2 separate regions of the Homo sapiens genome follow, and region 2 is linked to region 1. A link is a loop called in an ENCODE intact Hi-C map of the cell type or tissue named here. Cell type or tissue: A673. All regions are shown on one strand. Region 1 overlaps AUTS2 (activator of transcription and developmental regulator AUTS2). Region 2 overlaps AUTS2 (activator of transcription and developmental regulator AUTS2).

Region 1 (2,500 bases):
TTACCATGTGCTAGGTACTTTGTAATTAAGCATTTTACTTACATAAACTCATTTAATTTTACAATAACCTAGTGGAGTACATTTCAGTTTCATAGATAGTGAAAAAGACACACAGAACGGAGGTTACCTGCTCAGTTCAAACCCTGGAGTGTAGCCTGTGAGTGTATATTTCTTTTTGCATGTGGTTAATAAATTAATGTTGTATTTACAGCTTTGCAGAGCTGGGATGCCCTTAACACATGCAGCTCTGGACCTATATAAGCTGTCAGGTGTAGAAGAGTGAGCAGGAAAACCTTGTGGGGGTAACTGATTCCTTGTACAAAAGAACCAGATTTCAGTTAGTGATGAAAATGGAGGAAGTGAAGAATCCAAGTCGAATGATAGAAAAGGTTATGTGTCGTTGGGCAAGGGTTCAAAAGACCTAGTTGTCTTGATTAGAGAGGAGGGGAGCTGAGGGAAAATGAGTCACAGAGGAGGAAATAATGAAGATGAAGTGGCCAGAGAAGACGGGCTCCTGCAAGGAGGGGCCTGGGTTTTAGATAGCCTCCAAGAAGGACAGGAAGTGTGGCCTGATGGGATTAGCTAGTCTCAAGACACCAGGTAGAATGCAGGCCATCTTTGTAGACTGGGCCTTGGGGTGTCCAAACCATGAAATGCATGGCAGAGTGTGGACACACTTGTTTGTTTATACTCTTTCTCCCATCCTGTACAATGAGGCAGAACATGAAGGAAAAATTAACAAACACCCCAAGTCTCCTGACACAGGGATCAAAACATATTGATGATGTCTTGCAAATCTGATAATTTCATTGAACCATGTGAAGCTTAAAATTGATACATAGGCATACCCTTAACATTAAGTGCTGCTGTCAGTCTGACATAGCTGGATAAACCAATGTTGAATAATCTATTAAATATGTCAGACTTGAACAAAGAACGTAAATCATATTATATTATTTCAGCTGTAATTAGGTGGGAGATAAAATCACAAATAGATGAGTTTAGTGAATATTTCTTAGTGTGTACACAGTGTCACTGGAATTTCTTTCCTTGCTCTATGGGAAGAAAGAAATTGACTGCCTTCCAAGTATTGACTGCTGTCCAGGAAGTGGGAGGTTGAAGGGTGACTTATGTAATGTTCACAGAGTGGGTTTCATTTATAAATTCAATGAGATTAGCTACAATCTTCCTGAAGTTAATGGTGATGGAAATGCACCATTCTGCATTTAGCTGGAAATAGCTAGCTATCCAACTTGGAGACTTAATTGTTCCTCAGATTATGATATGTTTGCATTTATATCTCCCTCCCCTCCTTTCCTGGGAGCTGGCTGCTGCCTTTATTGTCTAGAAATTAATAATGCAGACCAGAGCTTGTGGGTGAACAGGGCGATGTATTGCCAGTCTTTTGATGTTCCTGTTTCCCAACCCACGGAGTAAACTTGATTATTGAGAATAAACAAGGGACATAAACTAAGGTGGAAAAGATAAAGAAATTGCATTAGGAGGGTCCAGTGAACTGAGCTGTAGCTAAGAAATGGAGATAATTCTAGTCATTACTTCACGGGGTTGTTGTGAAGGGTGAAATATATGTTAAACCTTCAGAACAGTGCCTGCCATGTAGCAAGTGTTTCAGTATATATCAGGTTGCTTTCATTGTTATAAGAAAACTAATTGGCATTTGTGGTGGATGGTCAGGGTGGTGTGAATGTGAAATTCAAGAGCATAAACATGGTTGTTTCCTCCCAGATGGTTGGTATAGTGAAACAGACAGTTAAGGGTAAGGAAGTGTAGGCCCTCATTGGGGCTACACATCACAGCATGCTATTAATATAAGCAGTGTATACTGGTCATCTTTTATTGAGAGGCTATGGCTTTTTTGTGTGTGTGCTGGTGGTTTTTAAAATATTAGTTTGATTCATTTCAGGTGATTTTGTTAATCTAGCAAAACATCTTCTTGCACTTTTTACATTATAAATGAGGACCATAGAACTTTGTGTGGACATTGCAGTCATTCAGCAGACATTTAGCAAATGCGTATAATGTGTGTGAATATTTTTTTGTATGAAAGGTTTTCGACACCTGAGACTCACTACCCTCAGCCCTGAGTTCACATGATGGGTCGGTGGATTTCCAGAGAGGCAGGTGGAGGCGCCGCAGTGGGAGCATCCTGGCTACCTGAGATGTGTTTTGAGGTGCCAGCCTCTTGGCTCCAGCTGGAGCCAATTGGCCTGTTGGGCATGAGCTACATGGCATGTAGAGTGAGCTACATGACATGTAGAGTGAGCTACATGGAGTTAGAGGTGGTTATCCTACTTCTTCTACATCACAACTTTGCAGAGCGCTTCATATAAGACTTTTGTAAATTTCGGAGATAGTGTGCTTTATATAGCAAGGATTTCCAGGGACCTACTAGAGGACAACAGAAGGCTGACATTTCCCCCTCCAGGCCAGTAGCTTGTCTTTCATTACTTTGCATAATAACTACTTCCGCTTGCTTTTT
Region 2 (2,500 bases), 130 kb after region 1:
GCCTCTGTGTGAGATATGTGAGAAAAGTAATTAATCTCAGTGGAGAGAGATTGCAATGTAACCACCCCCCTCTCCCTCAGGCCCCCGCCCCAGCAGGGTAAGAAGGAAGCCTTCTTACTCTGAGTTAACACCAAGCTGCGGATCCTCATCCTTGAATCTTTTTCTTCTAGACGTGATCTGACTTTTCTATTCTGTGTCCTCAGAATTATTCTTTGTATTTCTTTCTACTTCTTCGAGACTTTCAAGGTCCTCTGGTGACAGAGTTTTATGATCGGAAAAGAAGACTAAGACGTAACACATCTTAAATTTGAGTAGCTTTTGGTCTTAATGGCCAACTCTCTTGTACTAATGGTATTTGAAATCAAAGCTATCTTTGTTTTAGGTAACATATTTGAAAAGCAAGTATTTTGACTCTTTATGAATCATGGAGAAGGAAAGCATGAATTGTATCTTTGGCCCTATGTAAAACTTTTAAAAACAAGGAGTATTTTCTTACCTTCAGTGTTGATGCCAAAATATGTTATCCAATCAAGTGTTATATTTCTAGTAAGAAGGAATGCAGAAGGTGATAATTGAGATAAGGCCATAATACTTCTCATTTTTAATATTCTTAGAATCACTTGTGCTATTATGAAATCCCAAACAAGTCACCATCTGGTAACAGCCCATCTGGAAAATGAAGGGCTTGGACTTGAATGTTTCTTAGGCTCCTCCCTCTGGGTCCCATAGTTTTTTAAATTTATGAATAACACAAATACAGTGTTGTAAAGGTCTGTAAAGGAGTCTGTAGGTCTGAAGGTAATGCCGTTTTGGAGTCAGTCTGTAACTGATAGGCTCTGTGAAGACATTTATTTATTTTTAATGTTTTTTTTTCTTTAAAATTTTGTTTTCATGTAATATGAAGACATTTAAAGGAGAAGGGTAAGATGCATTTATAGTAGGAGGGAGGGGAGTGGTCCATTGTGTGTCAGTCCAGACAACTGCCATCTGTTATGTGATCATTGGTAAAAGGTGACACATGAGTGTTTAATGACCATAGTAGATGTTCAAAAAGCTTGTCTGAAGAATACTCGTGATTGCTTTCCTATCATCCTAGATGCCTGTAAATATCACAATTACTTTATCGCCTGCGTTTGCCTCTTATCAGGTAAAGAAACTGAATCTGACCATCTTAGCTGGGAGGGGACCTTGAGATGAGAGTGAGCTTTGAGGAGCATTTCTACATTAATGGATTGTCATTTAGTGCCTGTTATTGAGAACTACAGATGAAATAGGGAAGAGGCGAGAACTTAGTCTTTATTTCTGACTTGGTTAGAATGAATTAGGTTTGCATCTTATTAGGAAATGGTACTTCCTGAGCAGACAACTTAATGCACAGCTTTCCTGTAATTATGGGAAGATGTTACTCCTTAGTAGAGAGGAAAGAATAGGATTTTTTTTTCTGAGACTCCGTTGAAGGCAACTGATCTTTTTACTCGGAGGGTGCAATTATAATACTTTTATAGGAAAGATGTATAGTTCTAAAACCAAACTGCTTATTCTTTCACTTGCCTGGTTGTAAAACCCAAGTTCTTGTGATGTTTTTCCATACTACCAAAAGAAAGCTTTTAAACTGACACTTATTTGTTGGATTATGTTTTTAAGTATAAATACATACTGCCTTAGAAGATGCTGAGGTGGCACCTGTCTTGGCAAATGGTTGCACTTTTTGATATGAGAAATTTGAATACTTTTCTTACTTCCCAAAGGGGTTAAAATTATGAAGAAATCAATAAATTACCTCTTATACAACTCTTATACAAAATAGCGCATGTCTTTCTGACCTCTGTAAATGAACTATTTGTTCATGATGTAAGCACTTAGACATGATATAAAAAAAGTTTTATCATTTACTTACAAGGACATGGTACTTTTTTTTTCTCAATGGAGATTTGGGGGTGGGAAAAGCAAAAGAGGTTGCACATGGCCTCTCCTTAAGGAGCTTTATTCTCTAATTGGGAGACCAAGTCACAATGAAACCACTCAGGAACACAAGGAAGTCAGGTGTCGCTAAACCGATAAGCCAAATTATAACTTCCTGAGAAGCACTTTGGGAAAACTTAACCCTTCCCAGGGCATTGAGTTTAATTTCAGTATATCTGACTTCTAGACCATGGAGAATTCTTAAAAAATTTAGGACTTTGTAGTTTAAAACACACAGAGAGCAAAAGGGTTTTAAAAATAGAGTACCAATGATGAAAAGTTGATGAGCATTCAGAGAACTCTCAGATTTGGCTCTGACTGGATTTCTAAATCTCCATTTAGTCCATTAGTCTGTCCTTTCTCTGTAGTATCAACTGAGCCAGAGGAAATAGGCTTAAGTGAGCTAGAAGGCATTTTTAGGTTATATGAACTCTTCTAACAGACACCAAGATGAATCATCAAAATAAATCCTGTGGTCTCCCTCCTTAACTGAATTTTAGGTGCCAAAAAGCCATTCATCTTAGGGCAGAATTTCCTA

Evidence for each region. Peaks named below come from ENCODE experiments on the same cell type or tissue, not always from the same donor. Only the 100,000 strongest peaks of a DNase experiment are listed, where the experiment ranks them.
Region 2: a loop joins it to region 1, with 2.0 times the contacts of the local background. A loop is called at or near these places in 1 of 110 quality-filtered maps.

The regions. Positions count from the first base shown.
Region 1 is chr7:69,768,300-69,770,799 of GRCh38, forward strand. All of the region lies in intron 1 of AUTS2 (activator of transcription and developmental regulator AUTS2), which reads left to right. Among named protein-coding and RNA genes, the nearest start is that of AUTS2, 170 kb to the left of the region's middle. In A673, no CTCF peak of the experiment used is centred here; a DNase peak (open chromatin) is centred at 1,152.
Region 2 is chr7:69,901,209-69,903,708 of GRCh38, forward strand. All of the region lies in intron 2 of AUTS2 (activator of transcription and developmental regulator AUTS2), which reads left to right. Among named protein-coding and RNA genes, the nearest start is that of AUTS2, 300 kb to the left of the region's middle. In A673, no CTCF peak of the experiment used is centred here; DNase peaks (open chromatin) are centred at 1,373, 1,993 and 2,383; H3K4me3 peaks cover 805 bases; H3K27ac peaks cover 178 bases.